2 separate regions of the Homo sapiens genome follow, and region 1 is linked to region 2. The links are chromatin loops, found by intact Hi-C in ENCODE. Cell type or tissue: heart right ventricle. All regions are shown on one strand. Each heading gives the region's core, and the rest is flanking DNA. Links, peaks and the distances in the headings are about the cores only.

The links. Peaks named below come from ENCODE experiments on the same cell type or tissue, not always from the same donor. Only the 100,000 strongest peaks of a DNase experiment are listed, where the experiment ranks them.
Region 1: a loop joins it to region 2, with 9 times the contacts of the local background. A loop is called at or near these places in 7 of 110 quality-filtered maps.

The regions. Positions count from the first base shown.
Region 1 is chr9:20,948,881-20,956,880 of GRCh38, forward strand. It overlaps FOCAD (focadhesin), which reads left to right. Exons shown (of 44, transcript NM_001375567.1): 32 at 1-48; 33 at 724-795; 34 at 2,116-2,218; 35 at 4,105-4,185. Among named protein-coding and RNA genes, the nearest start is that of HACD4, 79 kb to the right of the region's middle. In heart right ventricle, for the core only: no CTCF peak of the experiment used is centred there; no DNase peak of the experiment used is centred there.
Region 2 is chr9:19,483,460-19,499,761 of GRCh38, forward strand. LOC105375988 (a long non-coding RNA gene) reads left to right here. Exons shown (of 7, transcript XR_007061431.1): 4 at 4,034-4,103. Among named protein-coding and RNA genes, the nearest start is that of MAP1LC3BP1, 28 kb to the left of the region's middle. RefSeq lists an enhancer at 9,524-10,047. In heart right ventricle, for the core only: a CTCF peak has its summit at 9,808 (motif pointing right); a DNase peak (open chromatin) is centred at 9,952; H3K4me3 peaks cover 926 bases; H3K27ac peaks cover 3,144 bases; H3K27me3 peaks cover 349 bases.

The sequences.
Region 1 (8,000 bases), core at 1-8,000, 1.5 Mb after region 2:
CTTCATGGCATGGTGGCCTTGGTAGGCTCTGAAGGGGATGTAATGCAGGTAAAGAAAGGAACCATGGAGGGGAAGACATCTAAATATGTACATAGCCATAGCGGGAGAAGAATACCCAGTGTTTTAGTATGCTAAGAACAGAAGGATTTATGCTCATGGTAATAGTTACACCAGACTTTTTAATGCCTTGCTGTATGAATAATTGCACTTAACCAAGGATTATTTCTATAGAGGTTTGTTCTTTATTTAATTTGGTTTTTAGAGATTAAACCTGGCCAACTTAGGTGCTCTCCACAAATTTCCCTGCCTGAGAAAAGATGATTGAAGGATAAGAAATTTCAAAAGTTATTTGCAAGAAACTCCATTTTGCATCTTAATGTCTGATATATGTCTATGTGGTTGTTCTTTAACTTCAAAATATTTTCACAGTGGACATATATATGTGTAAGTTTATAAGTAATTCTAAAGGAGCTCTGTTTTTATGCATTAAAAGTTGATTGAGTGATTGCTTACATGCCACAGTGAACAGGTACCAGGAAATCAATGATAGATAAAGCATGGGGCCCTGCCTTTGAGGAGTTCATAGCTTATGTATTTGAAATAGAAGGACATAATGATAAACTGTTTTATAACTTAGAAGATGGATAGCTCATGCACCGGGAATATAACTCTTAACTTTTTTATGGGGGTGGGTGGGATGGGTATTTCTTCTTATTCTTTCAGCTGAAATCAGAAGCCATCCAGACCTCTCATTTTCAAGGCAGACTTAATGAAGTCATTAGAACCTTAACTCAGGTGAGAAAATGAATTTAAAATCCTTGGGTGGAAAACATATCCCCCTTTGTTGTCTTTTTTTCTATTACATGATACAACATGTTTTACCTGGAAAATGGGAAAGTCTCTGGTTATTCCCGCTGAGTTCAAGAGGCATTTGGGAGTGATGTGTGGACCTGTGTTAACTGACAAACATGCACTACCTTTGGGAAAAAAAGAAAGCTGGCATTTTTTTTAGTAAACTTAAGTTGGCATTGGTTTTTCTTAAAAATTAAAGCCTGATTCTGCGAGGAATGTCAGGCCCTAAAGATAAGGAAAAATAGAAGGTGATCAAAGGGCATGGCAGATCTTGGTAGAAAGGTCAAGAGGCACTAATTCAGATGTCCCTGATAAAAGTGTTTGGGCATATCATTTTAATTGTTATCCTTGACTAAAGAATAGACATATTAATCTCCTAAGAAATGTTTTTTTGTTTTAAGATTTAAAAAAAAAAGATTATGTTTGTTGCATAAAATTTGAAAGCACGTAATGAAAGAAGCTGAAAAAAATATCACTGATGGTCCTTCAAACCTGAAGCAACTGTTATTGATATTTCATCATACTTCTTTTCAAGTATTCTTTTGTTTGCATAGTTGGTATTCTTAGTGTATATAGAACTTTATATTTTATTCTTTTCATTTAGCATACTTGTTTTCGTTCTTGTAAAATGTGGCTGATGATAATACCTATCACATAAAGGAGTTTTAGTAATTCAGACTTTTAAAAGCAAACAAAAATCTCTGAACAGACAAAACTCTTTTTTGCATGTATGAATAGAAATATTCTCAAAAAATAATTCTACTGAAATTTAAGTTACCATAATGTGGGAGAAAAAATCTGTAAATGAAAATTATTATTTTAAAAATCCTTATGAATGATAAAGCAGCAGTAGAGCATAATTTACAGAAGAGAACAAAATGTATCTCCTTCCATTTTTAGAGGTATTTTCATCTTAAGTAACTGTCACCCCTTTTGTACTTTCTGGATTTTGTTCTTTTGCAATTTTTTTGAAAATTTATTTGAGACCAGTCTCACTCAGTGAAACCTGAGAAAACCACTAGTACTTTCTGCCATGATTAAATGATTGATTGAATCATTCATTCATTCAGCAGACAGTTGTTGAGTATCTATATGACACAGGTATAGCGTACTAGACACATGATATTACATCTTGTCATAGGACTGCTCGTTGCCAGCCAAGCCACCACCTCCTAAATGACTGGTGACTTTCTGTGAGTGACCTTTTATTGAATGGAACTTGGATCTTATCCCATCATTGAACTGTTACCTTTTTATTTGTAGGTCATTAGTGTCTCTGGGGTGATTGGTCTCCAGTCAAATGCAGTCTGGCTTCTTGGACATCTTCATCTATCTACTCTATCCTCAAGTCAAAGTAGAGCCTCTGGTAAGATTAAAGTCATAAAATACTGGAGCTGGAAGGGAGGGATTGCCGACCCAGCGCTCTGTAGTTTGTTAAGAGCATTAATCTTCACAACAACCCTAAGTAATGGGTATTACCATCTCTGTTTTACGTCAGAGGGAAATGGTGTATGGAAAGGCTTCCTGACTTACCCAGGGTCATGTGACAGTAAGTGATGGACATGTGGTTTGAACTCAGATCTTTTGGCCTCCAAAGCTCATACTCTTTTTACTCCTTCTCTCTGCCTCCCTTAGAGAACAGTTTAGACATTCAGTGTCCTGTATTTCACAAACGAAGAACTCATGGCTCGGAAAGATTACATGAGTTACATACAGAGTTAATTTGGTGACAAATCTAGAAACTAGGAACCAGGTCCTTAAAGCTTGGAACAGATTTATTTTACTAGATGTAATGGTAGTTTGTATAGTATTCATGTTTCATTAAAAGTCTCTTCATATATGGCTGGAGTTTTTCTGGCCTCCGATTTTGAAAAAATAATGGGGTAGTACATTTAAAGGTGTGTACCTTCTTAGCCTTGGAATTGAAATTCTAGGCCTTAATATGACAAGGCCTTTTCTATTTCTAGCTTTTTGGTAAAAGCAGTAAAAGATATTTGCAGTCCCGACATGCTTAATGTGCATTTGTACTTGGAGATTTTCTGGGGAAGGCATGACCGTTAATACATCTGCTCCTTGCTCTTTATAGAATTTTGACCCACTGGCTATCTTGGACCCAGGCCAGAGAGGTTCAGGTACCAATGATTCCTTATTAAAACTTAGTTTTACTTACCCACTGACAAGTAGTCTACAGATGGCATTAACGTAAATGTGGGCCTCTGAAATTACCATTTTCCTTTCTTTCAGTCATTCTGTAGCTATGGAAATAGGACAACTGGTCCACAGCCTTGGCAATGTAGTGAACTTTAGACAGCTAAAGTTACCATATTAAAATGGAAAAAAGAAGAAAACTTAGTCATACCGGAAGCCCTGGGTAATACTAGTTTTGAAGGGCAGGGATCTCACAGTGTCCTGGTAAGATAGGATATTTATGGCAGGCTTTTATTTTTTTATGTAGGCTTTTAATTGCCATATTATGGGGTACTTGGTCTGGCCTACATATACTCAAATCAGGTACTAGTGAATCATCTTATACCCAGGTTCTTCTGAACAAAATGATTGTGTATCTGGAAAAGTACAGCTACTTGTTCCTGATGGAATTTTCCAATTGAGTCATTTATTGCAGTAAAAACCATCTCATGAAACAATTATGGGAAACTGGAAGGAAAAGAATTTAGGAGAAACTCAGGATTCAACTAGCATAAATGTCACTGCTTCACCATTCCAGCTCAGCAACCACATCTGGTTATTTGCACATGTTGGTCACTTACAGGTCTCTGCCTTAGGTAAGGGATTGGTGCTGTTAGTACTAGTTGTTGAATTTCTATGGTTCATATATTCGATTCCACATGTCCTGAAGTGGCACCTACTACAGTGGTCTCAGCGTTGAAGCTCGGCAGACTCGTTGCTGAACGCTGAGGAGGTCACTGGATTAGGGCTTATTGATGTGACAATGTGGAAAGGGTTTTTTTTTTTAAACCACTTCACTCAAGTGTTCATCCTCCGTAATTTTTTTTCCAGACTTTTCTAACTTTGCCACCATTTTAGATTTGCTTACATAGCTTAAGTGATTACTTCAAGGCCAGTCACTTAATCTAATAGAATTAGTTGCAGCCACAAAGTGTTGTGCTGAGATTAATGGCATAAACATCTCCACTTTGTCTCTAGGTTGATATGGCAGCATGAGATCATTATCTTTCCTTCATTAGTCCTGCCAAGTTCACTGGTTAATTTGATCATTTTCTGTCTCCACAGTTCCTACTGACTATAGCTACTTGCCTGAAAGCAGTTTTATTGGAGCAGCTATTGGCTTCTTCATTACAGGAGGAAAAAAAGGCAAGTGAGCACATTTCTTGAATTTTATCATTCTATCTCCATGTTGTTATAAGTAAATTTGTGTACCCTAAGCATGCCTCTGTAGAATCAAGCAATATAAATCTGAAGGGGTGAATATTTTCGTCTGCTAAACCATCTTTGCAATAGAGATGACCAGCAGCTAGCTACAATAATTGGTACGTAAATATACACATTGTGTGGTTTCTTAGAATCACTGTCTCCGACCATGGGTGGCTCTGTGAAAATCTTAATCTCCCATTTGGCCCTTTCCAAAGTATAAGCACAGATTACTTTTCCTATCCATTTCAAGTGAGTGTGATCTAGAAAGAGAAAATACACCTGGGTGCAGTTTCTATCCCGGGATCTGTCTTGCAAGTAGATCTTCTCCCTGCATCTTTTATAATCATTCTGTGTTGTTGAAATCACTGGCTCTAGTTCCTATTTTTAGTTTGTGTTCTTTTCCTTGCACACATTTGAGCCTTTGTGATTCTGTATTGCTGCCACCCCCATTAAAGTACAAGCAACTTGAAGACAGAGATTGAGTGCCTTTTGTTTTTAACTGGAGCCAGAACAGTGCCATGTAACTTATTGAATAAATGCTCCTTAATAATACACATATAGTTTTCAGGGCTGTGAGGAAAAAATGGATTAGAACTGAACATGTCATGGCTCAGGAATCAGCTTCGTTACCGTGATATTCTTTCATTGATGGGTTTGCTAATTTTATTCTTCCTTGGCTAGGTCAGTCTTCCTTGGTTAGGTCAGTCTGGGCAAAATCAGTGCCTGTATTATAGCAAGACCATCCCAATTTTAGAAAGGAAAAAAATAAACAAAAAAACTGGAAAAAATCTGGAAGTGGCAGTTTGATTTGTGAGGGTCATGGAAGTAAAATGTTACCTTTGGAAGGGAAGTTAAATCTGTGTTGTCTGATTTCCCACTGGGTACAGTAATCCCTGGAGCTTCCAGATTTTGAATATTTTCATAGCCTGGAGACAAATTCCATTAATTTCTGGAGTTCTAGAATTTGTGCTATTATTCTAGGGTCCTGAATTAGCATGATTTACTTATCCTCAGTAAAAATTGACATATGGTTATGTCATTGTTGTACATGACATATTTATATATAAACAGATCATATATTACACGTAATGTACAGTTAGTTCATTGTTTATGTTACCATAAATTAAGTCTACTTAAAATAAATATTATAGTAGAGATGGCTTCATTAGGAGAAAATTCTTACTAAATGAGAATCTAAAATTTTCATGGCCAAACTAGTGCTAGGAATACATATATATTTCTGCTATATTTTTTGTTAGGTTGCTTATTGATATGAAATTTTAAAATGATGTGAGATATTTTCATGAGAAATAAAAGTAAAAACTCTTAAGGTCAAGTAGAAGATAGACTCTTTTTCTTTTCTAGTGAATAAAATGTTAGTCTAGCTCCCCAGATCCATATTTCTTGGCAGACATGAATTTTCTCTGAATCTTATTCAATCTTCGGTTGAATGTAACATTTTTATGATTCTGTAGTCATCATACAACAGGAAATGTTCTGCTATAAGGCTGAAAAATCAAGTGGAACTGGAATCAGTGTTGTTATGTGCAGTCTTGCTGAAAGCTGTTTTAAAACAAATAAATGAAGTATTAAGAATGCCATATTACCAATCAGATTTTTGGCATTTTCAGGTTGTGGGAGAGGGCTGTCGTCTTGTCAGGTTTGCTGACTAGATTCAGAGGAAAATCTATTCAGCCTTACACATTACTAATGATGACCCCAGAGGAGTGGGGGCCGTGGGAGGCTGACCTCCGCCTCCAAAGCCCATTTACAAAAACAAAACCAGACCCTGCTCTGTGGGGCTAAATGGGATGGCCAAATGCGGAGGTGTGCATGCAAACGAGTGTTTTCTTCTTCAATATACCCAGCTCATTTGAATTTTAATAACTCCCTTCTGAAGCAGCTTTTGAGTTTAAATGTCTGGATGTCACTCATCAGAGCCCGGTGGGACTGCTGATAGGAAGGATGGCAACTTTAGTGAACTCTTTTGAGGAATAAATGGTTTTAGAAAATAAAAATAATGCTTAGCATAGGCAGAAAAGTTTAGGGATGGCATGGTTTCATTGTCTCTGCTTGCTACTTTTAACTTCAGCAACTCACTAGAGGAAAGAAATGTGATGGGCCATCCCCAATCCACATTTGTGCTAGGATGAGTTTGGGCATGGTGGTCTCAAATTTAGCCAATCAAATTTGAGATAGTGAATCTGTTAATCTGTTTTCTAATGTTTAGGGCTTTCTCACTTAGGATACTGACTTTAGTACTCATGTGATAGAACATATAAGATGTTCATAGCATCCATTCTTTCATGCAGACCCACATTTTAAAAAGATACTAAATAGATGAGATTCCCTCAGTTTTTAAATAATTCAATTCATGGTTTTGACTATAACTGGGTCTTTTTTTTTTTTTTTGCTATACCATGTGACATTCTTCTTTCTTCTCTCATAGCCCTGGAATTCCTCTATCAGATATATTGTTCCTTAATCTTTTGTCGTCATTATTATCTGTTCTTGTGAACATTTCTTGACTACGCTAGCCTTAAAATCTTTGCTCATCATCTAATTCCTCCTAACATGGATATTTTTTCCCCCTGAAGAACCTCTGACTTTTGACTTTTACTTTTTTGCTTCTTTTCTACTTTTATTCTTTTGTCTGATTTCTGATTTTCTCAAGATCATAGGCTGTTCATATCTCATCAAGATTTTATCCACTTCTTTTATAATACATTAGAAACATATTTAAAGTACTTAATAAAAGTGATTCTTTCTAATGCTAATATTAGATATTTCTATGTAATAGCATTATTTTTGTTATTATATTGCTGGGGAATGTGGCTAACACTTTCTAAGCTTATATTTTCCTATTAGGCTTTAAAAATTCACAGTAAGAAGTATTAACTAAGCAAAGTATATTTAAGTCCACGTAATAGTCATTATGAATGGCTTTCTTTCTTGATATGGGCTAATTGGTCAGTGATCTGCGTGTGTAAGTATTGGGCTTGGATACGAAGTACAGGTAGGCATATGCTCCTTCAGTCATTTTTGAACTATTACCATGAGAGGTAATTGTTAAGAAGGAAATATGCCAAGGGAACAGACTTAGTGAACTCTGAGTAGAATAAATAATACGAGAAAGCTGTCCTGTTTTCTGATGAAATCATGGAGTTGGTTGCCAAGGTTATGTGTGATTTTTGAGTATTTTAATTTAGAAATAGTTTACCTGTACAACTCTTTAAAAAATATTATCAGAAGTCAGTATATCTGTATAATACTAAGTTAAAAGTGTATATAGAAGAAAATAAGACAATCCTCTGTCATGTCACCACTTGGAGATAGCCATTATAAATATGTCCTTCATAATGTCCTCCTATATGTATGTGTATGTGTTATATTGTACCATAAAATGTATATTATTTTATTGTCCTATTTTAAAAAAAGTAATGACTTTACATGCAAATGGACATAACTAGCACCCATGTCTTCCAAAAAAAGCCTTGAGGAAGTAAGAAAAGAATCCTATTGCATTGGTTTCTGGACATTTGTCAATAGCATATGTTTTTGGTGTGTTTGATTCCTTTTTTGTTTCATGAGGTTTGTTTTCATAAACCTCATGAAAATGTTTGGAAGGAAAAATGTCACCAATTATCCCATGACTCTACAGCTATTATCATTTCTGGATATTACTTAATTTGCTGCTTCTGGGATTACAGCCATGCACCACCACGCCTGGCTAATTTTTTGTATTTTTAGTAGAG
Region 2 (16,302 bases), core at 4,976-12,975:
AAAATATCATATTGCCTTCAAGATGAAACTCAGGTTCTTTAGGATGACCTGTCCTCCCCATCCCTTCACACCCTATTGGCTGTCAGTGCTATGGCCCACATGCTGGTAAGTTCCAGCCGCTCTAAACTACAGGGTCATTTCAGGCCCTCCTGTCCCTGTGCCTGTCCTCATGCTCTTCCCTGTGTGTAAGATGTCCTTCCAACACATCTCCCCTGCCTTTCCACCTGGCCTCTCTCATAGGATAGAATTCCTGATATGGAACCTGAAGAAAAGATGGGTGCCACTATGATTTGAATGTATCCCCCAAGTTTCATGTGTTGGAAACTTAATTTCCAAAGTCATATGTCAATGGCATTTGGAGATGGGGCGTTTGGGGGGTAATTAGGGTTAGAGAAGGTCATCAGGGTGGGACTCCCATGATGGGACTGTTGGCTTTATAAGAAGATGAAGAGAGACCTGAGCTGGCACCTTCTTGCCCTCTCGCCATGTGATGGCCTCTGCCACATTATAATGCAGTAAGAAGACCTTCACCAGATGCAGCCCCTTGACCTTGGACTTCCCAGCCTCCAGAACTGTAAGAAATACATTTCTTTTCTTTATAAATTACCCAGTCTGTGGTATTTTGTTCTAGCAACAGAAAATGAACTAAGACAGATGCCCAGCACTGCCTGGCAGTCTCCACCCATCCTCTCAGATGAATGAGCTGGCCACTGTCCTATCAGTCTCAAGATTCTTTGAGCATCCTGCAGTGGGTGCATGATTAGTTCTCAGGGTCTTCTTTCTGTAGAAGGGCTGGGCAACTCTCTCTTTCTGTTTTCTGTCAGGCCTCACTCTGGTGGAAGACTGCTCATGCTCAGGCAGGCTTCCTTTCCTTTATCTTGCTTACCAGGCTCTAGTGTTCCAGGATCCTGTGGAGCTATTCCCCAGGGCCCCTCAAAGGGAGAGAACCCTTCCTCTTGAACCATTCACAGGAGCAGGGCAGCTCAGAGCCATTACTTGGAACAGCCGGAGAAGCTGGAGGCTGGATCTCCTGTGGCCACCACATGAAATCCCATGAGGTTGGCAGCCTTGGGGGAATAACATGACTTTATGACCATGGATAATCCCTGAAGACTGTTCTGCTATCTCCAGAGGAGAAAGACCTCCAACAGCTCTGCACTGCAGCCACCTAATGGGTGAGGGGCTGTGATGGCTGCCACAGCTGTGGCAAATTCTGCTGAAGTAAAGACTTCCATTAGGAATCTTCTCACCCCTTCCTGGCTTTGAGCTGACCTCCAGAGTGGCCCTGCTGAGAAAGTTCTAGTCCTTTCTCTCCATCTCCAGCTCTGTCAGGAGGTGCCCCCAGTGTATAGATTTGCATGTCCTCTTACTGAACCTTCAGAGCTCTTTCTGTAGGGGCTGGCTAGGAAGATCTTACTCAATGTTCCCAGTACACACCCACAATTCCACCCACCCGTAATTCTGGCACTTCCAACCCCAGGCCTGTGCCACTGGGTGAAGTCATCAACTTTTCAGGCAGGCACAGGGTGATGCCTTCCTTCTGGCTTGGTGAGGGCATCCATCCTTCAAGATTCATATTCTATCATTGGCATTGGGGAAGGGGAAAGGAACTACTATTTGAATTGTTACATGTTATCTCACTTAAACTTTTGAAAAAAAATGTAGTGGATAATTAGCCCCGTCTTTCAAAAAAGGAAAGAGATGCTTCCCAAGATGACATGGTTGGAAGACCAGTTAGATCTTGCTGTGTTGCAAACAGTCCCCAAATTAGTGGCTTAAAACAACAACCAGTTATTTAGCTCACAGTTTTAGAGATTGTCTGGCTGTCAGCTGGATTGTTAGGAGTAGGGCACAACTGGCCACATGATTGCTCTCATGCTCCTACAGGCTAGCCTGGGCTTGTTCACATGGCAGATTGGTAGGATTCCAAGAGGAAGAGTGGACAGGTGCAAGGCCTCCTGATGCCTAGGCTTGGAACTGGCACTGCACCACGTCTACCATAATCTGTTGGCCAAAGCAAGTCATGAGGCCTGCCCAGATGCAAGGGTAGGTGAAATAGACTCCACCACTAGATGGAAAGACCTGCAAAGTCATATTGCAAAGGGGAGCACGGAGAGATAGGGGTGAGAATTGGGTCTACTTTTGCAATCAACCACAGTTGTTAAGTGGCAGAAGTAGGATTTTATTTTTCAATGATGAAAATAGCATATACACATGAGAAAAATTCAAATGGTACACAAAAGGGAAAATGAGGATGAGAAAGTCTCATTTTTACTCTTGGGATAGGAAAACACATTCTAAGTCCTACTCTCCACATGTAAACACCATTAAGGGTTTTGTGTGTATTTTGATACAATTATTTTGTACATATACATAAATGGGGGTCCAATATATCCACGATGCTATAGCTCACTATTTTCACTTAACAATATAGCTAAGAGCTCTTTCCATAGCAGCACAAACAGAATTACTCCATTCCTTTAAATATCTATATAGCAGTCGACTGAATAAAGGTACCATGTTTTATGCAACTACTTTCCCTACTGGTGGACACATAGGTTGTTTCCAGTTTTTGTTGTGACAAACAATGCCAGAGTGAACAACCTCTAATGTTCTCTGTATACTTGTAGATTAGATTACTAGAAGTGGAATTTCTAGGTCCAACATCATATTCAATCCTTGATCTGATCCGTTCTCAGAGCGTATGCTCTTTCCAAGAGGGGTCTCTGGTTAACAAGTGTTTGTCTAGCTTTTTCTTCTTATTTATTTATTTTTTTTCAGACAGAGTCTTGCTCTTGTCACCCAGGCTGGAGTGCAGTGGCACGATCTCAGCTCACTGCAACCTCCGCCTCCTGGGTTCAAGCGATTCTACTGCCTCAGCACCCCAAGTAGCTGGGATTACAGGTATCCGCCACCACACCTGGCTAATTTTTTAATTTTTAGTAGAGACGGGGTTTCACCATGTTGGCCAGGCTGATCTTGAACTCCTGACCTCAGGTGATCCACCCGCCTCGGCCTCCCAAAGCGCTGGGATTACAGGTGTGAGCCACCGTGCCCGGCCAAAAAAATTTTTTTTTTCGAGATGGCTATGTTTCCCAGGCTAGTCTTGAACTTCCAAGATCAAGCAATCCTCCTGCCTCAGCCTCCCAAGTAGCTGATATTACAGATGCAAGCCACTGTGCCTGGCTCCTGGAAGCTACGTTAGAAAATTCAACATAGCCATGGACCACTGTGCCTATATGCACACATGTGACACATGCGTATGATCTCTCCAGACCTCTTCCTTCTTGGGCAGGTTTGGGAGTCTAGAGCCATGCATTATTAAACCCTTCCAAGAAGATCCAGATTAGTTGTCTTTTCTACTTCTTGCTTTATGAATATTTTTTTGAGATACGTACTACTTTATTACGGGCCAATGAGAAAAGAATCCTAGTAACAAATATTAACATACAGACGATGGGTTGCATCCAAGTGAAGCCCTAATGTATAAATGAGCAAGGATTTCATAAGCTGTGCAAATAGAGATAAGCATAGGAGAATTAAATGAATCATCACACAGCAAATAATAGTATAGGCCTATTGTCACATTGAGGAATTCTATTACATGAATTCCATCTTTGTACACAGCAACTTTAACAGTTCATGAACATTAAGTACAGTAGCAAATATGCAGTGAAGAAATTTCTTACAACTGTATTATTATTATTTTTTTTGTCCAGGCATGGTAGCTCATGCCTGTAATCCCAGCATTTTGGGAGGCCTAGGCGGAAGGATTCCTTGAGCCCAGGAGTTTCAGACCAGCCTGGGCGACATAGGGAGACCCCATCTCTATAAAAAAAGAATTAGCCAGGCTTGGTCGTGCATGCCTGTGGTTCCAGCTACTTGGTGGGCTGAGGTGGGAGAATCGGTTGAGTCTGAGACGTCAGCTGCGATGAGCCATGATCATGCCACTGCACTCCAGCCTAGGTGACAGACCCTGTCTCAGAAACAACAACAAAAACATATTTTTAAATCTTTAATATTATTTTTGCAGTTCTTCATGGATCTGATGCCTACATGCTATCTGCCTGGGTGCCACTGGAGCTCTGAATTTTACATACCAGGTTATGTATGGACTTAGCTCTATTATGAACAGCAGGTTGGTGACATCAGAATCTGGAGGTGGCATGCAAGCACACCCAGATACCTCACTCTGTTTCTCACAGCCCTCACTTATGTCCCTGAGTAGATGAAGCCAATAATTCTGCAGAAGGGAACAAACAGCAGGAGGCCCATTTCTGTGATATGAGGATCCTGCACTTAGGGCTGTTCAGCGGATAGGTTACAAGGGTAGAGTTCCAGATAATGCAGTTTCATAAAAGTAATTACTTAATGGTTTGAGTTCTTTATAGAAGTATAGGCATGTGCCTCAGACTTCAAAGCAGGAAGTACCCAGTCTCCCATCTGTTTCTTAATAACGCAGATACTGCTGTTGTGAAAAAGGCAGAGTTCTGGAATATTCCCACTGTTATAGCTCAAGGAAAAATGTATTTTCCTATGGTACACTGAAGAAGGATGAACTCAAAGGCTAATCATTGACTAGTCACATTAAAGTGTTCATTTCTTCTTAGTGCCCCTTTCAGACAGAAGTGCCTTGGATGAAAGTTAAGAGACCTGGGGCCTGATTCTTCAGCCCGAGCCAGTGAGCAGGACACAGAGAAGCACTTGTGCCCTCATCAGAAGAGTTTCATGCTGAATGAGCTCCGAGGAGTGCTAGAGGAATTACCCTGTGATTGCCCACCAGCTTCCCCTTGTTCTGGGATCTGAGAGGAGGCAAGATAAGCCTCCCTGTAAAATCCTCACACCTGCTTAGAGTCTGCCCCATGCTGGCTATGCTGCCACTTTGCCCATCTTTCCCCCACACTAGACAACATTAATCCATGATGATAGCTATTCCAGCAGAGCCAGAATCTGGTTTCAGAGTCTTTTTCAAGATAGCTCTGTAGGCAGCCACTTTGGATCATCCAGTCAGCATGAGAGAGGAGACTTGTTTGCAGTCCTGCTTCTGAGTGAATTTGTCTAAAAGCAATTCTAAAATCAATGTCCAGAGAATAGGGTTAAGAGGACATTGGGGAGGGGAAGGGCAGAGTCAGGGCTACTGGAGAACATAGCTATTACTTAGGTGGGGCTGCCCCATGGCAGCCCAGGTATAATATGCCAGCCTTCAGATAGGCCTGGTGATCTCTTCCCATTGTATTTCCCCACTGTGTGTGTGTGTGTGTGTGTGTGTGTGTGTGTGTGACTGTGTATCCAAGACCCAAGATAACTGGCTGGAGCTGTGGGTTCAGCCTGCAACCATGGAGCAAGAGGGATCCCCCTGATGGAGATCAAACTGATGTCCTTGATTGCCCTAGTGTGGTTTTCAACCAGCTAAGCTAGCTTGTGACCAGCAGAGAAAAATAAGGGCTCATTGTTCAAAGTGTGGTCCGTGGCCAGCTTGTTGGCCTCCCTTGGGAATGTGTTAGAAATGCAGAATTTCAAGCCTCATTCCAGAGCTACTGAAACAGTGATTTAGAGGCCAGGTGCGGTGGCTCACACCTGTAATTCCAGCACTTTGGGAGGCTGAGGTAGGAGGATTGCTTGAGGGCAGGAAAATGAGACCAGCCTGGGCAACATTTCAAGATCCCATCTCTTAAAAAAAAATAGCCAGGCATGGTGGTTGATATGGTTAGGCTTTATGTCCCCACCTAAATCTCATCTTGAATTATAATCCCCATAATCCCCACATGTCAAGGGAGAGAGCAGGTGGAGGTAATTGAATCATGAAGGCAGTTTCCCCCATGCTGTTCTCGTGCTAGTGAGTGAGTGCTCACAAGATCTGATGGTTTTATAAGGGGCTCTTCCCCCTTTGCTTGGCGTTTCTCCTTCCTGCCACCTTGTGAAGGTGGGTGCTTTGCTTTCCTCTTTGCCTTCCACCACGATTGTAAGTTTCCTGAGGCCTTCCCAGCCACGCTGAACAGTGAGTCAATTAAACCTCTTTCCTTTATAAATTACTCAGTCTTGGGCAGTTCTTCATAGCGGTATGAAAACGGACTAATACAGCGGTGCATGTCTGTAGTCTTAGCTGCTGGGGAAGCTGAGGTGGGAGGATCGCTTGAGCCTAAGAGATTGAGGCTGCAGTGAGCTCTGATTGCACTGCTGTACTCCAACCTGGGTGACGGAGCGAGATCCTGTCTCTTAAAAAAGAGATTCAAAATTGAAATCATTTTAACAAACCATGCAGGTGATTAATATGCACATGAAAGTTTGAGAAGTACTGGCTTAGAAAAGTCACCATGTAGCACAGTAACTTCAAACTGATTAGAATTTTAAGGGTCTACTATGTGCCCAGAAATGTGCTGGACTTTGGTAGATACCAGTGAAGTATGTGACAGGCTCTGTCTCTGAAAGTAGCTTGGTGAGTGTAAAGGCACCATGCAGAGCACAGACTGGAAAGAGAACCCTGTTTTTGTGCTGCTTTTTATTTTCCTTTTTCCTCTGCTGTTAATTATTTTATCCTTATAGTGATGACAAAAAAATTCCTTTAACTCTTATGTTGCCCTGCATTGCATAGGCCCTAATACCCAACTTTCAGAATTTCTCTCAATTCTCTTGGTGGCTTTGGAGGCTTGTCTCAGTCCTTTCACTCCTCATCCTCACCATCTGTTTCTCCACCACCTTTCTGCGGGCCCCAGGTTTGGACCAAGGCCTTGCTTTTGCAGAGCACACTGATAGGGCATTTTTCCACCTCAGCTATTGCTGATTTGCTTATTCTATTGAAAACGGCTCAGAATCTTAGGCAATTCATAAGGCTTGGAGTGGAATTGCAGAGTGGAACCTGCTTACTGATAAGAAGAGACAGTCTTATTCAATAGATCCTTAATTGGCGGGGCGGGGGTCCTTCACCTGTTCTGAGATCTATTAAACAGCTCCTTGGGCTGGGTTTCCCGTCTATGAGCGTGCTGAATGGCCAAGGCACAGATGCCAACTACATTCACTAGATGACATACACTATTATCTGTCTTCTCCATCTTCGGCAGGTTTGCCACTCTAGACTACCATCTCGGGAGACTGCACTGCACTGCCCAGCACCAAGTAATGCAAGATCAGTTATTCCTACTACGTTCATTGCTATGGGTCAGTTTCAATGGTGTAACTGTCTGATATGTCCTCTCAACATACAGAACAGCGATTAGGAGAAGCAAGACAGGGTGTCTCTAAAGTCTGTCAAGTGGGTAAAAGATGGCTGCTGAAGTGGGTTCCATTTGCCTTCTCTGTCCTCTTTCAGGCCATTAGCTTGTGGTATGGGGCACCTCACACTGCCATCCCTGGCTTCTGCCAACTGCCAACATTCAGGAAGGCAGGCTTCTTTAAATCTGAGTCTGTGGATTAATTGCATTTTCTTAGACACTGTTAAGAATCTGTCAGCATTTCCATTAAGAAAAGATTAATAAGATGACAAATTGCTAGCTCTGTCAATGCTCTTTTGTGTTTTTTTCCCCCTGAGGATTATTTTGGGTGAAGATTTCCACTCTTGAGGCATTGTTACACAAAACTATATGATCCTCCACTCTGCAATAGAATAGTCACTAACCCCATGTGACTACTTTAAAGTAATTTAAAATAAATGAAAGATTTAGTTTCTCAGTTACACCACATCTGCAACCTTCCTTTATTCCTTTCTTCTCCTTTGTGTGTGTGTGGTTTTTTTGTTTTTTGTTTTTTTTTTGAGACAGGATCTTGCTCTGTCACTCAGGCTGGAGTACAGTGGTATCATAGCTCAGTGCAGCTTCAAACTCCTATGCTCAGGTGATCCTCCTGCCTCAGCCTCCTGAGTAATCGGGACTACAGGTAGGCACCACCATACCTGGTGAATTTAAATTTTTTTTTTTTTTTTTTTTTTTTTTTTTAGATAGGGTCTCACTGTCACTCTGTCAACCAGTCTGGAGTGCAGTGTTGTGATTTCGGCTCACTATAACCTCCGTCTCCCAGGCTCAAGCGATCCTCCCACCTCAGCCTCTCCAGTAGTTGGACTATGGGCATGCACCACCATGCCCAGCTAATGTAATTTTTTTTTTTTTTGGTATCTTGTAGAGATAGGTTTTCACCATGTTGCCCAGGCTGGTCTTGAACAACTGAGCTCAAGAGATCCGCCCATCTTGGCCTCCCAAAGTGCTGGGATTATAAGCATGAGACACCACACCTGGCCAATTTTTTTTTTTTTTTTTTGTTTCAAGTTTTCACAGTGTTGCCCAGGCTGGTCTCAAATCCCTGGCCTCAAGCAATTCTCTCACCTCAGTCTCCCAAACTGTTGGAATTACAGGTGTGAGCCACAGCACCTGGTCACCTGCAACATTTCAAGTGTTCAATAGTCACGAGTGGCTAGTGGCTACAGACAAAGGACATTTCTATCACAGTTCTTTTAGACAGTGCTAAGAGTGGCCCAGTAGAATTTAGAAGAAAGACATGGTCTTCTTTGTCACATGGGCCTTAGTCCTAATCTCATTTCTTCTAAGTAGTGAGATGACTTTGGGCAAGTCATTTGACTTCCCTAAGGGCTCAGTTCCTGCGTCTGTTAATGGGGTACTTCTACTTGCATAACAGGGTCCTTCTGAGAGTTCTGGCATCAGTGCTCAATTGGCAATAACCTCCTTTGTCCTGCACCTCCTGCCAAACAACCTATTTCTCTTAATCCCTAGATCACCTGTATTACTAGAAGCTCATTTTGAGCTTGAAGGTCTGGCCAGGAGCAGAGGGAATCACCTTTCCCTCAATGGTAGAGAGGGGAATTTGTGATATCCTGAGATTCTAAGATTGTGATACCTGCCCAGGCAGGGAGGGGATAGGCTTTGCTTCTTCTGCACACCTTGCCTTTATCTCAACTCATTTCTTCTCTCAGTCACTGCCTGAAATGAATGAGTGTGTTGAAATGAGTAATATTTGGAGTTTCAAATGAATAATTGTTACATAAATCATTAGTTCTCAAATTTTAGTGGACATCAGAATCACCTGGAGGGCTTGTCAAAGCACGGATTTCTGGGCTCCACCCCCAGAGTTTCAGGGTCTGCAGGTCTGATGTGGGGCCTGGGAATTTGTGTATGCATTCCCAGGTGCTGCTACTCCTGGTGGCGGTCTGCAGTGTACCTGAGTCATGGAAGCTGGAGCATTTTTATAAGCAAAGATTAAATTGTATCCTTGCTTTACACAGAGGATACCCAGCACGTTCTTGAGGGCATGAGAATTCCTTATAACATTGTTATAATTGTGATTTCATTGTCAAAATAGAAAAGATTCACCCCGATTGTGGATTATAGATTATCTTTGTTTCCTTCATTTTTTTTTTTCTTTTTACAAACCCTTGTATCAAGAAGTGCTGACTTACAATAGAGGACGGCGAGGGAGCTGCTCTGCTACATACAAAATTCCCAGCCAGAAGCAGGTGGTCTACCAGTGGTTTACCACCAGGTTCCCCACAAAACTGGCAGTGCATGAATGGCATAGATGACGGTCTCCAAGCCAACTGCAGCATGTAGATTTCAGTGCCTGCTTTTGCATTTGTATGTACAATCACATTATTACCAAGCAATTTCCAGAACTGGCAACATTTGACTTTTGACCTAGTGTTTCTCAAATTGTCTCTTCCCTTTCTGGTGATACCATGGCTGTAGCTGGACCCCTGGGCCTTCCCTATCCCTGCTCCTGTTTTGTTACTCCCAGGCTACTTGGTGGGAAAGTGAGACATTTCATTTTCAGGGCATTTTTGGTGGGTGAGCGTCGTAATCTACGATTTTGCCTGTAGAGGGCAGCAGCACCAAGAACTTCTGGCTGCATTTTCAGTGTCAAGCGTCAGCCTGGTATCTCTCTGTTCCTTCCATCCCTCTTGTCACCTTGCCCTTTTTTTCTGGAAGTCACATCTAAAAAAGATATTTGCAAAGTACCCCGGTTGCCTCGGCAACTGGTGCTCAGGAAGGCGGCCTGGGGTGTAGCAGCGGTGTTGGCTGGACGCCCACCTGCTTTCAGCGTGGCTGAGGGGACTGCCCCCACCCCACAGCCTGGCCACCTGGCAATGCCCAGTGACTGTGGGAGGTGGCTGTCTGGGAAGCCTGTTCTCGCTGCCGACTTCTGGGGCTTTGCTCGCACATATCCTCTTTTGCTTTCTTGTCCCCAAAATGCCTCTTCCCAGAAAGAATCTGAGTCAGTCTCTCGTCATTAGATTAGTTCCTGCCAAACTACGGCAGATGTCAAAGCAGCTGATAGGAAGATTATGATTCTCCCTTTCGCAACCCCAACAGAAAAAGCGGAGTAAAGAACCCGAGCGGAGAAGGTTGTCAGGCAAAGTTCCGATGAGGAGGGAAGATGGTTCTATTTTGGCAGCTCAGTAACCATATTCCCATTCCCTCTGCCCCATTCAACATGGAGATGCAGGAAGGAGTCCCCCTTAACTCCCTGTCTGAACAGCCCAGGATCTTTGGATTTAATGTTGCCTTAAAACAAGAACAGTTTCCTTTCTTTCAATAGACACCCCTTGACTTGGCCCACATGCTTGTGGATGTAATGGATTTTCTGAGGAGTATTTTTCCTGGTCTAGTGCTGTCTTTCCTGCATGAACTCACTCATACTCTCTCAGTTGCACACACGGGTTTCAATTTATCTTCTTCCTGTCAGACAGCACCTGTTCTGTCACAAGTGAGCGATAACTCCTGACAATTTCTTCTCCTGAGGCTCACAGGGAAGGAAGTTCTCTGAACCTCCTGGTTGAGGAGCCACTCTGCAGTGGTCTCAGGAGTTCATTTGGTTTGGAACCCTCCTAGTGTAACCCTACTCTTGTCCCGGAGTGAACCCTTTCTCCTTAAGGAGATGGCACAAGATCTTAGACACATCTTAGATCCAAGACCCCAGACAAAATGGCTCAGTTCAGAAAAGACTCAAGTCATCAGGATGGTAAAGTGGGCTCAGGAAGTCCTGCAGCCACCTGGGCATCCTTTGTGGGGAAGAAGTCAGCAGTGGCCCCAGGAAAAAAAACTAGATCAAATCCAGGGGGTCAGGGCAGAAGTGGCCTGGCCTTGTGTTGTGCCAAACCCCTATTAACCTCAATAGGGAAGGCACTAGGTTCAGGAGGCTGAAGAAGAGACTCAGAGCCAGCAAAGGAGACATGGTGTTTTTTTTGGAGATGGAGTCTTTCTCTGTCACCCAGGCTGGAGTGCAGTGGTGTGGTCTTGGCTCACTGCAACCTCCGCCTCCTGGGTTCAAGCGATTCTCCTGCCTCAGTCTCCCAAGTAGCTGGGATTACAGGCACGTGCCACCACACCCAGCTAATTTTTGTATTTTTAGTAGAGACAGGGTTTTACCATGCTGGCCAGGCTGGTCTTGAACTCCTGACCTCCGGTGATCCCTCCTGCCTTGGCCTCTCAAAGTACTGAGATTACAGGCATGAGCCACCATGCCCGGCCAATGTGGGGGTTTTATTAGGGGCTCACATACAGGGGAGAGAGTCCAGTGGTGGTGTGCTGGACAAGATAGCCACCTTACAAACAGTCCAGTGGCAGCAGGCTGGGCAGGAAAACCGTAACTGCTTGCAAACAGTGTGCAGTTTAAATAGCGTTTTCACCTAACACCCTCCCCTTAATGACCTCCACCTGGCAACCTTTGTTTAGCCCAAAACTCAGGGCCTCAATCCCTTGTATGGCCCGCATTCCATGGGATGGGTGGGGGGCTCGGATGTTCATCACTGATAAGGTATGAATCTCCAGGTTGGCCATGCCGGATTCCTTAGCTTGAAACACACATTCAGATGTGTCTGCCATACAGGGTCATCCTCAGGGTCTGCTTATGTTATTGCTATCAGGTGTGTTTACCCTCCACGCAGCATGTATCATGCAGCCTGTATCAGCCACAAGTGTCCAGGTGGGAGAGCAACTGGTGGGGGCGCTGTGGCAGCGGGCAGGAGGGAGGGAGGCTGACTGGTGTTGGAATGCCTGTGCCTCTCTGTTGACTGCCTTTTCCCTCCTGGGTTCTACTTCTCTGGTCTCTCACGCCAGGCATCCCCTAAGTCTTTCTTTCCCATCAGAACTTTCCTCCTTTCACACTGAGGTGCAAATGGTTGATAACAGTTGAGAGTGACAGTTCCTGAGAGCTTTCTCTGTACTACCGTTTTAAGATAATTGTTTATAATAGAAAATGTCAATCATGTAGAAACAGAATAGCATAATCGACTCCTGAGTAGCCATCATCCAGCCTCAACGATTAACTTACAGCCCACCTGGTTTCTTCCATACACCTAGATTACTTGGAAGCAAATCCAAGCCATTTCTTTTCAGTATGTGCAGAAGGCTCTCTTAAGTCCCAATGTGACCATGCCACAAGCTGGTGAATGACATCTGGTGGCAGGATAGGGTCCATGCTACTCCCTGGATTAGAACAGGTCCTCTGCAATCTGGTGCTGACATCTCTCCACTTCCCAGGAGTCCCTACATTTTCAGCTATGCTCAATGTTGTTCTCCCAAACATCACATTTAAAAAATCCACCACTTAGAACTCCTGACCTCAGGTAATCCACCTGCCTCAGCCTCCCAAAATGCTGAGATTACAGGTGTGAGCCACCGTGCTTGGCCTGGTCTTGCCCTTACTTTCAATGGCAAAAACAGCAATTACTTTTGCATCAAGCTAACACTATTTTGTCTTCCTCTGTGGACAGTGAAGTGGTTGAGAACAGGGACTGAGACTTATGTTCCCTGGTGCCACAGTGTTAAGCCCTGTATCTGGCACATCACACGTGTTGAATCCCTGTTGTTGAATGCGTGAATGAACACAGGGCATTCTGCACGATCACTTGGAGAAACTCGAGATGAACTCCTTGTGCCAGTTACAATTTCCAGAGAGATCAGGGTGTTAGGCTAAATCGGATTCTTAATATTTTTTTCCATCCAACACTGCTGTGGGTTATGGACCACTTCCTGAGTGGAGGGCTGTCTATGGCTCTCACATGGAAGAACACACTGGAGGGGTTGGAGAGGGCAACTGGAAGTGGTGGGGGCTGGGTTTGACACAAGTAGTTTGAAAAAGCCTCCTATTGTTTCAGGTGCCCTTCAGGTACAGCCTGTTGGTTGAGAATCATTGAGCTGGAGAGATAAGGTGCTAGGGCAAAATTCTAGGCAATAGTCCAGAGATGGACAGGGAATTTGAGGATGCTGCGCACAGACACAGTCTTCCTTCCATCTCTCAGGCTCTTTTGAAGACCATCCCTGAATTAGACCAATGAGAATGAATGGCACTATTTTCCCCACAAAAAACGTGTTCTTTTTCTTCCCCCATGAAGTCTAGTGGAACTGATACTGAGATTGATTACACATTTGAGTGAGCTCCTGGGAAGAAACAGGGAAGTTAGAATGTTTACAACTTTCCCTGCCCTGATTCATTTCAAGGACATGGGTCATTAGCCTCTGCCAGCAGACAGAGATAGGTGCATAAATTCCGACCATTTTGTGATCAAATGTGGGCATAACGTTTTTTGATCCTTGAGGTGATTGTTATTATTTACTGGAAATTCCATTATTAAATTCCAGCAGCAAAAGTCTTTCTCTTCTTTTCTCATAGTTCTCACTAATTAAAACCTGCTATTAGTCATTGTCTGGCTAGAACTTAACTACTGACCTAACCTAAGCCTTTTAAACAAGAAGCTTTTTATCACAGTTCTTCAGATACTCTGGCTTGTGAGTGGCAAATCCTCAACCCTGACACCCATGTGCATCACGGCTCGCTGTGAAAACACCCTTGTTAACATGTAAAACACCTCCAGTGCATTTTGACTATTGCAGCAAAGACCATTCGCAAAATGAAAAAAACAGACCCTAATATCCAGTTCTGTTGCTTCATAGTGTGACCTCAGAAAAGTAAAATGGCCTATTTAGTTCTCATTATCCTCACTGACAGGAGAGACTAGAACATGGCAGTTAGGTTTTCCTTTGCATGCCAATGTGACAGGCTGGTAGCAGTTTCTTGGAATGTTCTGCTGAGAAAGGATAGTGGGAAGTGGTGCTGTGTTTCATTGCTGATGGGATCCCATGGGTAAGGGATCATGAGTGGCAAGATTTACCAAGTGTTTATCAATTCCAGGTTTGCAATATCTTAGGCCTGTCCCTGTAGAGAGATACAGAGTGTGGTTAATGTTCTAGTTGGCCCTAAAGGCAAAATTGACCAGGCAGTAGTTCAGTATTTCAGTATGTTTTTTGTAGGTATACATCATCACAGCCTCCAAAAGATGTGGGAATTCCGAGGTCTTTGGTGCACTTCAGAATTTTTAATGTCCTGGATGACCCTGCCACTTAGACTGAAATAAAGTCCTTCTTGGTATGTGCTTATTAACCAGGCCAGGCTATTAGATTCCCAGGTCACCTGGTATATTGCTGGATTAGGGTAGGTGGGGGGACGAAGACCAGTGGCATCCCAGGAAGCAATGGGTTTTCTGATGGATGTAGTATTATTAGAGTACTAAGACAATTAGGATATATGTAATCTTTAAGCTTAGAAAGTATTCAGATAACCCAACAAAGAACTCATGTTAGAGGTTTTCTGAATCTTAGAGAGGTTATATAAGTGTTCAAAGTCACATGAGGTGGGGAGGAGGGAGCTAACATCTTTTAAGAGCCTGTTATAAGCCAGGCACTTTATGGAGTTATAACTCAATCTTTCCAACAGCCCTGTGGGGGTAGTAATATAGTAATAGTATTACATAGGCAAGAAACTGGTGATTCAGAGTCATGGAATAACTTTCACATTGTTGCATAAGGAGAGACACAGAAAGTCAGTCTTCCCAACAGTCTGGATTCTGATCATAGTACACTTTGTGTCAAGACTTCTGTCTATTTCCTAACTTCCCAATTCATGGGGACCCCAGTAACTTGATACTTCTGACAACCAGGAAGTGGTATTAAAAAAGACCCATTCGTGATAAAGATGTTTGTAAGCCAACTGTCAGTATAAATAATTGCTATGGGAATTTTGAAGATATTAAAATTGAAAAGGGTTTTTAAGCCATTTAGAAGTATTTTTTTATATTCAAGTAATTGACAAGCTAATCAAAACTTCTTTATTAACATCAGGTTTCCCAAGTACTTCTGTAGGTCATTTATTGCTCACCAACTTCAAGAAATATTTAAAAGCCATAAATAAGAGTTATGCTTTCTTTTAAAAGGCTAAGGACTGACTATACAAGAGGTTAATTTGGCTACCTAGACAAAGTAAAAATAAGGAAGAGTGGACTTGGTGCTTCCAAGTGAGTTGAGGATGATAGAAAACAATTAGACCTGCTCAATTTGCATTTCAAGTCTGTCTCTCTGTCCAGAGAAGGGTTTGTGTCCTGAAGAAGATAAAACCAACATCAGTAACAGGGAACAAAGCCATTTGGGAAATAAGATGATAAAACTATATGGAAACAACTTAAGTGGTTGTAAGTCTCAAGACCTTGGGCAATGACCCGGAAGGGTAGTGAGACGAGAACTTTGTGTGTGAGAGCTCCAGACACCTGCGTGTTAACCCTCAGCGTACAGAGGAAAACAAAGACGAGCAAAACAACCACAGTCTTCAAGATGGAGAAAAATATTTCACGAGTATACTGAAGACCAGCTGGCTTGACGTTGGTTGAGGCCAAAATCTAGAGAACGTTATTAAAACAGGCTCCTTTTTTTTAAAATTATACTTCAAGTTCTAGGGTACATGTGCAGAATGTGCAGGTTTTTTGCATAGGTATATATGTGCCATGGTGGTTTGCTGCACCCATCAACCTGACATCTACATTAGGTATCTGTCCTAATACTATCCCTCCCCTAGCCCCCCACCCCTCCGACAGGCCCCAGTGTGTGATGTCTCCTCCCTGTGTCCATGTGTTCTCATTGTTCAACTCCCATTTATGAGAACATGTGGTGCTTTGTTTTCTGTTCCTGTGACAGTTTGCTGAGAATGATGGTTTCCAGCTTCATCCATGTCCCTGCAAAGGACATGAACTCATACTTTTTTATGGCTGCATAGTATTCCATGGTATATATGTGCCACATTTTCTTAATCCAGTCTATTGTTGGTGGACATTTGGGTTGGGTCCAAGTCTTTGCTATTGTGAACAGTGCCACAATAAACAGACCTGTGTGTGTGTCTTTATAGTACAATGATTTATAATCCTTTGGGTATATATCCAGTAATGGGATTGCTGGGTCAAATAGTATTTCTAGTTCTAGATCCTTGAGGAATTGCCATACTGTCTTCCACAATGGTTGAACTAATTTACACTCCCAC